Linked DNA regions of Homo sapiens: region 1 is linked to region 2. A link is an interaction called in ENCODE POLR2A ChIA-PET data of the cell type or tissue named here. Cell type or tissue: CD4-positive, alpha-beta T cell. All regions are shown on one strand.

Region 1 (5,000 bases), 120 kb before region 2:
CAGGGTAAGTAGACACCCAAAAATAATCATTTTCAAAGTTTAAGATCTTATTCTAGAAGCCTGTGCTCTGGGAGCACACTGGAATGGCATTTAACTTTCCAGAAGAATCAAGGAAGACTTCACTGAGGAGGTGATATTTGAGCTGGGCTTTAAAAGATTAATAGGATTTAACTAGATAGCAAGGGAATGGAATGATATTTCAGGCAGAAGAAGCATTATGTACTCAGAGGCATGAAAGTACATGGTGTGGTTAGTGAAAAAGGCAAGAAATTTGGTAAAGCTGAAATGTGAGGTATAAAGTATGGAAAGAGTGAAAATAAGACTGACAAAGTAGATCATGACTAAATATTTGGGGTCAATATAAGCCATGCTAAGGTGTTTGGGTTTAATCTTGGGCACAAAGAAATGTTTTCAAGTAGAAAGGTAACATGGTTACATTTGCATTTTAGACAATATATGTGCATCATGTGTGAGAAACTCATTTCTATAAATACTAGTTTTTGCCTTGAAACATTTCAGGGGGAGTGGAATCCTCGAGTTACTGGCACCAGCAAGGGTAAATTAATGGGCACTAGATGGCGGCATAGAGTGCCCAATTCTTCATAATATCAGTTACTATTTCTGAGCCTGTATTTTTGACTTAAATAATTCCTTTATTCAAAAATCCCATTAAATGAATATGCACTATTTAGACTGATTGGCATGAAGTAATAGACTACTGTAAGGGGAACACGCATTTTTTAAAAGAGGTAAAGCCCATGTTGGTGCATGATGGAAAAGGCAGTTGAGGATTATAAAAATATTTGGATAAAATTAAAAATACAACTTTGAGTTCAATGGAATCTTAAATTTCTCTTGCAGAAGTTGCCATTCGTCTTTAAATAATAATACATATATGTGTAAAACACCTAAACTTCATAAAGTCATGTTATATTCACCATCTGTCCTCTTCTTCAATTACCACCATTACCACATGGACAAACATTACAATTCACATTTTACAAGGAACGAAACTGAGGCTCATGTAAATGTTTTTCCCAGTTTATATGGTACAGTTAATAAATAATAGTACCAAAACCAAAACTCTAGTTTTTTTATTACAAATCCAGTCTTTGGTTCACTTTGTCATGTTTCACAACTGAAAAACAATTGGGAACTAGGACAAGATTAAGACAAGGAAATGATAGAACCAAATGATTCTAATGCCATTCTGTGATAAACAGAGAGCAAATACTGTAAATTGGATTGTATATTCATTAAGCCCATGGTTTCTGACAATTATTTTGGAAGAATTTACATGTCAAAGAAAATTATGACCAATATTTAGTTATACCAAGGAATTTACATTGGAGAAGCTCTATATATTTTTAATGTTTGGTTGATAATATGTTAACAAGATGATTAGTAAGAAACACAAAAATAGTTTGTAACTTAAGATGTAAAAGATTCCAAATAACTATAAATTCCCTATGGAGAAGCCATCTCTGCCCCATGTCATCATGCCTTTAAAATTAGACGCAAAAGTTTGAATACTCAACAGTAGAATTGTTTATTTAGTAGTGTGGAAGGTCTACCTCTGTCTATTTCCTGAGGGAAAGCGGCTATAATGAGCCTGCCTGAATTATGAGAATAAAGTTTTCCTTTTTTAAAGAGTTTATTCTAACAGATAGGAGGTAACTTTTATTTCTGCCTTCCTCTCTTGCCACTCCATCCCCAGCTAAGAATCCAATCCCTCAAGAGCTGTCATCGTTTTTGTTGTTGTTGATACTCTCCACCAAGACAAACTAAACCAGACTGAGACCATGCCATTTTAGCATTATGAAACAAGAAAGAAAGCAAAAGTCACCAACAGAGCAATACAGGAATTTGAGATGTACAGAGGAACTGAAAAAAGAGGAGCTGATAGGAGCATTCTCTTTCAAAGCTCAATTTAGTGTTCCAACTACTTAAAACCCTATCACAATATACTCTATGCCATCAGGGAAGAAAAATGCCAATTTTAAAACATTATTTTCACTTTTTTATAAAAGGTAAAACATGTTAAGGTCCATACGTAAAATCTTTCCAACACATCAGTTCATCTGCAAATTAGTAGCTGAAGTCTGCTCAAACGCAGAGGAAACTTCCATTTAGGTCTTGAAAAAGAATAGAGCTCATTTTAAAACATCTTTATTTATTTGTGCAACAGTGAGTTTAGAAACAAAGTATCCAGTGTATTTTCCTAGAGTTAAAAAAAGAAATATTTTTATTGAGTACATTCCAAAACAATTAAATATTCTCTTACCCCACCCTTTTCACCAACTGAATAGTTTTCGTTTGACTTTGAATTACCACCCACTTACTGATTTACAAACTGGTCAAATTCAGCATATATACCCACACTCATACAAAATGCATTTCAGGTTTCCCTTTTTGGATTAAAAACTAAAATTTTATTTTACAGTGAGAGCTAATTTGTTAGGTAAGACACAATTAAACCAAGAAAGATAAATCTAAACTTACTTACTTCTTCCAAATTTGAAAATTGTCCATGAGATCTTCACCAATAAGCTACATCTTTTCCATGCTTTATGATCATACCCCATTTTTTGTATGCAAAGAAGAAAGGGGACTAATATCTTTGATCATAAGTGTTGAGATCCTAAATTAAATCTAAGATTTGGGGCCTTATTAATACAAAGGGAGAAAATAGTTAACTGAAGATGTCATTAGTAAAAATTTTCATTAACTTCTATCTCTATAATTTCTGGCCTTTCCAGTTTTCGGTTGCATCTTTCTAGAAATGCATGTCCTTTTCCTAGCCTTAGCTCTGAAAATATTGCTTCTACCCATAAAATGTCATGTTGATAATGCTTTAAATATTGAACTATAAAATTTCTATATCAGAATTAATGAGCCTATTTCATGTTTTAACACTGAAAATACATTCTAAGAGTTTAGAACTTCTTTAATAATTTGTTTAAAAAGTAGTTGAAGGCCAGGCATGGTGGCTCACACCTGTAATCCCAGCACTCTGGGAGGCCAAGGTGGGCGGATCACTTGAGGTCAGGAGTTTGAAACCAGCCTGGCCAACATGGTGAAACCCCATCTCTACTAAAAACTAAAAAAAAAAAAAAAATTAGCCAGGTGTGGTGGCAGCCGCCTGTAATCCCAGCTACTCGGGAGGCTGAGGCAAGAGACTCGCTTGAAACCAGGAGGCAGAGGTTGCACTGAGCCGAGATTGTACCACTACACTCCAGCCTGGGCAACACTCAGCAAGACTCTGGTCTCAAAAAGAAATAAAATAAAATAAAATAAAATAAAATAAAATAAAATAAAATAAAATAAAATAATAAAATAAATAAAAGTAGTTGAAACCAGAAAAAAAGAGATCATCTAACATATAGGAGTAGAATTTTGAGATATAAAGTTTTACTCCACATTTTCTTTGTCACTAATATTTCCCCACTATTCCTTGCACTCATAAGCCCTTATTTTCAGAATTTATTGTCTATTATGGTTTTAATATGTGTCCCCTCCAAATCTCATGATGAAATGTGGTCTCCGGTGTTGGAGGAGGGCCTGGTGGGAGGTGTTTGGATCATGGGGGTTGATACCTAATGAATGGCTTGGCACCATCTCCTTGGTAATAAGTGAGCTCTCACTCTAAGTTCACATGAGATCTGGTTGCTTAAATGCATGTGGCACCTCCTCACCTCCTTGCTCCTGCTTTTGCCATGTGAAGTACCTGCTCCTCCTTTGCCTTCTGCCATTACTGTAAGATTCCTTAGGCCTCCCCAGAAACCAAGCAGATTCCAGCACCATGCTTCCTGTACAGCCTGCAGAACTATGAGCCAATTAAACCTCTTTTCTTTATAAATTAACTTGCTTCAGGTATTTCTTTATAGCAATACAAGAATGGCCTACTACACTCTCCAGGAAGTTTCAAATCACGTAAGACTAAATGTTAGTATTCTTACTGCAAGCCAACCAGCGTAGGTTCACCCTCTTTTATTTTGCAGCGAGAAAAACAAAACAAAACAAAACTAAATCCATAGAGCTGATTTTGATTTACAGATACATTCATTTTATTTATAGGTATCAGGCATACTTTTTTCCAAGCTTCAGACCTCCAATGAGAAGGCAAAGCCTAATGTGGTTCAGTCTTATTACCTGGCTAATTTGAAAGGCAAAATAAATGACAGTGAAGAAATAAAAGACAGCTAAACCAGATGATGTTGGTTTGTAAACTTTAATGACTACTTATTAAAATTTTGCAAAAAATGAAATTGGTTATTATCTATATCAGTGATTTCCAATGGTGGCTACCAGAAGAATTGCTTGGGAACCTTTTAAAACATACCAATGCCAGAGCCCTGCCTTACACCAATTAAATCATATTTGGCAGTGCCAAGTTTAAAACATACCTGAGGTAGCATTTTGTTAAGACTGTTTAACAAAGTTATCGAGAACACAAGCTACTTTCAATCTGAACTTCATTTGCCTCATCCCCAAAATGGGCAGAATAACTACACTATGTGGATATTGTGAGAATTAAATGAAATAATGCTTAAGAAGAATCCAGAACAATGACTGGCTCACAGTATGTACTCATTTGTAGGTGGTATTGCTATTAGAGCTCCTGTTGATCTGCACTGGTAAAACCTGTAGGTGTTACAGAAAGGAAATGGTATGCCTATGAATAAGGAAAAGGAAGAACACTCTTTAAACATCAATCGCAGCCAGCAATGTGCTATACCCATGAGACATAGGAAATACAGCAGCAAATCATACTTAGCATTCCTGTGATAGATGTTAGCCTTAATGAAGTATCTTCATGCCATACACAGGACCACAAAAGCCTCTGTGGGACCCAACATACAATTTCCTATAATAACTCGTGAATCCCATTCATTAAATTAGTCATATTGAACATTCTTATTCAATTTCTCTATATCTAATGCCAATAAACTAAAAAACATGTAGTATATGTTCCTATTTATATCTGCATATAAACATAA
Region 2 (5,000 bases):
GTCTCTGAGATTAGGAAGAATAATTAGGCAAAATTTTTAATTAGAAAAAATAGCAAGTATTTTGATCCTGAATACATTTTTAAAATATATTGTTGCCTTTCTTGTTTCTGTATTGAATATTTTTTAAGTTAAAGTTGAATTTTAAAAGTTGTAAAACTTTTAAATTCAGTTTCAGATTCAAGTATAGACTTAAAGAGAAGGATCAAAGTTGTAAGATGTAATTTAAGAATATTGCTAAATAAAATACTTCCGAGGTAACCTGCCTTTGATTTATCTTTTCTATTAAAGATTAATACCTTGAAATGTCAAAATAGCATAGACTTGAGAAAAATTTAAGCCTTGTAGAGTTACTCTGTATACTTACCTATAACAAGCCTCTAGTGTGCTGGCAGAATGCAGTGTGCAGATGAAGGCTGAGAGATAATATCCCACCTCTTCTGCTTCAGCTTCCCAGAGTGGGTGTGGCTAGTGGAGGGGAGTTCATACAACTGACAATATGCTTGCCCAATATTTTCTGGCTAACCCTCATTTCTCACAATGACTCTTTGTAGGCTTTTTTGTTGTTGTTGTTTTTCATTTCACCTCCAGGTATGATTTTTATTTTTGCAAAGAACTGAGGGATGAAAAGTTTTGCCAGCAGATATTTGGTGTTGTGAACACGTAGAAGTGGTCTAAGGAAGTTACTGGCCTAGTCTCTGCTCTAGTGGAGGTAAGTCAAATGCTGGAGAAAATAATAGATTAGTTAAACTATTCTGTTCTTTCTGCTGTCAAGGAAGCCATCTTGTAGGACATCCCACACCTGAAAGAAAGAATTCAGCTGTAATTTTTGAAAATAGCACATAACAAATACATTTTGGTATAATTTTAAAATTGATTTTAGAGAGAATTTTGGGACTGCTGTCAATCCAATTTATGTTCTTCCTGAGGATCTCAATGTGTTAGATGTCTGTGTTAGCTTCCTGGAGAAGATAGATATTTCTGCTGTTAAGGAGCTAATAGTCTCACTAGATAGGAAGACAGGCATACAACATGCAACAAAAGACACAATAGAGCATGTAATCAATGGCTGTTTTGTTAGTTATTTTAATTTCCAGCCATGGACTTACTGGGGGTTTTTATTAGAATTCATTTAGCGATAAGAGAGATGGGATGTCATGGAGCTCCAGGGTAAAAGTTCATGCCACACATGAATAGGAAGATAGGAGCTGGAGTCTTGTTCTGGATTCAAGGGAGCTTGAAGGATCCCTGCACCAGTGGTCTACCATTGACATACTGTGGCTACTCTCTGAGGTTACTTTTCTCTCTGTCTTCTACCCCTTACTCCTGTTCTAGAGCTCAAGTTCAAATTTCTGAGACTAAATCTGTTTGACATAGCTAATTATTCAAATCTCATTTAGGCTGAGCTTTCTCACCCAGCCACTGGCTAATGGGTGAATTAGCTGGTGTTGTGTCAGGTGACTGTTCCTGACTTCCTTATCTGTGGCCAGGGGTGTTTCTTAGAATTGGGGATGGGGGAGTGTGATCTCTGATGAAGGACACAACTCCCTTGGGATGCCCCTTCCACAGTGCTGTGTGTTAGTGTGTGGCAGGGTCCCATAACCAACACAAAAATTGCAGTAAGCATGTAGCTAGTAAATTCTCTGGGAGATCAAAGAACAAAGTATTTGATGTGGAATTGATAACCTAATGAGACTCCATGTCAAGGAAGGATTGGCACCATGTCCTGAATGATCAACAATAATCTAACTTAAAAGAGTAGGGAGGAGAGAATCTAATATAAAAGTATTGGCCTGGATAATAACTACAAGCAGGCCTTATCTTTACCCATTTTTTAATATAACTTTAAAAAATCTGACTGGGAGCCCAAAAACGCTCATAGCATTTAATTAGTCTGATTAGCACTAATTTTCTGGTTCTGGAGGTGAGGCCAGGAGCAGTTTTTTTCTCACCACTGAGTGGGTCTTTACACAAAGATATGTCTCAGGGTAGAGATTAATATAAGCTGACTTTTGGCCACTTCCTGCCTCACAGTAATTAGACAGGAAGCTTCCTAGCAAAGAGACAGAGTTAAGAAATACAGTTTCTTACCACTCCAGGAAAGGTACATATTAATTCCCTTTGCTTCTGCATCCACTGGTAGAAGCCATATTTGCCAACAGCTTTGCACTTCCATAGTATGGTTATTCTAAGCACCTAGGTGGAAACCAAGTTCTCTTACTGGACAGAACTCTTGTATTGGGCTACCTCATAAGTTGATAGCCACAGTAGAAGGTTGCTGTTGGATCAGATGCTGATTCCTGACTCAGTCAATGGTATGAAGGAGTGTGATTCTGTGGTTCACAGCAAGGAGAAGCTGTGGCAGTGTGGTAATTTGCATTAATGGAGTTATTTACTCATTCTGTATCTGTGCCATTTGCCATGGGACTTTGCATTCCTCCTGCTGAAGAGGCAGAATATATTTTCTCATTATTTGATTAAATTTTGTGCTTGGTCACGTGACTTATTTTGGCCAAAAGAATGACACATGCCAGAGTCTCAGTGAAGAGGACTTGTGTGTTTCTTCTTATCTTTGTGCATTTCTGCCATTGCCAAAGGAAAAACAGGCCTGTACCAGCTTTCTGGGCCAGAAAAGAATGAGAGACGTATAGGGTATACATAAGTGTTTCAGCTGGATCACCCCTATGGGCCCACCCTAGATCAGCTAACCTCTAGTGAACCAACTGATGTATGGGCTCAATAAATACCACTGAGATTTAGGGGTCCTTTGTCACATAGCAAGAGTTAACTGACATAGGCAGATTTGCTCAAAATGAGTCTGTAGATTTGTTAGCTTTAACCAGAATGGGGATGTGGCCATAACAAGCCCTCAAGCTGCCAGACTTCACTCCAGCAAACAGGTGACTTCCTTAAAGCCCAAGACAGACTGTAAACAACCCACAAGACTCATCAAACCAAAACCTCTGATGAAGATGGTATCTTCTTACGTAAGTACACATACAAAAATTTCAATCCCTGTTGCTCTAGACTCTGAGTTTAGCTGATAAATCCAATGAAATAGAAAACCAGGGGTTAAAACCACAAGGAAAGGAGCCCAAGCATCTATTAGAAGGGCAAGTCTATTTACTGGTAGCCGAGACCTTCTAATGTGTTTCCATGATATCAGGCAGCACTCATGGAAAGCTGTGGAAAATGTAGGACAACATGTCTATTTGACAGAATCAGGAAATACACACAGAGTATAAGGTATGACCTAGGTCAAAACCCAGAATCCAAGATCAGGACTCCTTTTGGGGAAGAATCTTGGCCTTATGAGGTTGGTTGGAAATGTCAGTGTAGCTGTTATAGTTTCCTGGAGTAGGTTTAGACTACACAGAGACTTTCATTCTTTCACAGGAAATGAACGGTCACCACGAAGATGCTTAGGGCATTTGTAAGGATGACAGCCACTTTTGTGATTTGCCTATCACAAGCTGTTCAATTTTGGCTTAATTTTATGTAAATAGCACTTTCTCTCGGCACTCTATGGATCACATGTTTGCAAGGAAAAGAGAGGAGTACACATAAAGCTCCTTGAGATATAGAATGAGATTTTCCCAGACATAAAGTATAGCTCAGACCTACAAAAGTGTATAATACCTAGTGGTATAAAGAACACTGTACAACATTTTTTCTCTGTCCTCCATGTGTTTACCCTGTGGTTGAAGAGTTAAATTCTCATATAAAAACAATTATATAAGTATGGGAAAAATATTGACCTACTGAGGAACTTTATAGCAAAGTCTTATTCTATTAAGAATTTTAAGATAATATTTAGCGTAATGGAAATAAGGTTCTTACAACAGAGTTTATTTTTTTCCTCCTTGTACATTGGTAAACAAATATACCAGACAGAGTAAGCAATGTTATAGTCTGGGACAAATTATATTATTGATTCTTTAAAAGACTTTTAATTTATGAGAAGGTTATGGCAGTCTAATCAAATAAATGGAAATTCATGTAGGTATGAGTCAAATAATCAAACATTATTATTCTTACTCTATTATACTTTTATGACCATAAATGCAATTTTATTTCAAAATATTAAACTTGTGATAGTATAGGAAGGACTTCATCCTTAAGATGTTGGAGCTGAAAATTTTAGGCCTTAAGAACTAATCCTGATATTTATGAAATGGATAAGTTTTCTTGGTTTTTATACTGATAATATATGTGGTATAATGTACAACTACAGAAGTGCCCCTACTTGAGACATATAAATAACAACAAATACTACTATAATAACCACCTTGAAATGAGTTTTTAATTGCTTTGATGACTATAGTAGCAATTCCCAAAATATGCTAGCTCTGTTTACTTTCAATTTTATTCGGCATATGGGCGTAGGAAAGCATTAGCATTTTCCAATTCCAAGGATGAATGTGTTTAATGTTAAAATAACTCAGAACAGTTTTATGTTTTTCATCATGAAGTTCAAGTAAGAAATATAAATACAGAAACTTGGGTCTGCTGCTATTCTGCCTATAAATTTGGTCAATCTGGTGAGGACGTGACCATAGAGAGCTTATGGATCAACTATTTGGGCTTCCTTTTACTACCAACTAAAACACATGATGCAAAATTATTTCCATCAATAGGACAACTATTTGAAAACATTCATACTGTGTAGACATGTTTTTAACCTCAATTTTTTCCCATCAATTCTGAATATATTTTTCGTGGGGGCTGGAGGTTGTAGTGATTGGTGCCATACCTAATAGTGGGGTATCAAAAAGTGACGGAGATTTGGGCTTGAGTCTCAGTCAACACAGTCAGCTTGCAAGAAATATAACTATTAATCACATTTATCAACTGAACTTAATTTTGATTGTGAGACCCCATTCTGCTGAGTGTTGGAAACTCAATCATTTTGGAGTTACAGCTGTGTTCTCCCAGTGCAGGTCCAGTGACCATGAGACTTGTAAAATGCCAAGATATGGGGAATGGGGATGGAGGAAGAATTT

What was found. ChIA-PET counts read pairs that join two places held together with the same protein. Peaks named below come from ENCODE experiments on the same cell type or tissue, not always from the same donor. Only the 100,000 strongest peaks of a DNase experiment are listed, where the experiment ranks them.
Region 1: POLR2A ChIA-PET joins it to region 2 with 5 read pairs; 1 of 35 experiments calls an interaction of 5 or more read pairs at or near these places.

Annotation. Positions count from the first base shown.
Region 1 is chr3:115,040,302-115,045,301 of GRCh38, forward strand. The region is part of intron 2 of ZBTB20 (zinc finger and BTB domain containing 20); the gene reads right to left. Among named protein-coding and RNA genes, the nearest start is that of ZBTB20-AS4, 58 kb to the right of the region's middle. In CD4-positive, alpha-beta T cell, a CTCF peak has its summit at 563 (motif pointing right); a DNase peak (open chromatin) is centred at 560.
Region 2 is chr3:115,162,523-115,167,522 of GRCh38, forward strand. No RefSeq gene overlaps it. Among named protein-coding and RNA genes, the nearest start is that of ZBTB20, 18 kb to the left of the region's middle. In CD4-positive, alpha-beta T cell, no CTCF peak of the experiment used is centred here; DNase peaks (open chromatin) are centred at 2,909 and 3,399; H3K27ac peaks cover 1,855 bases.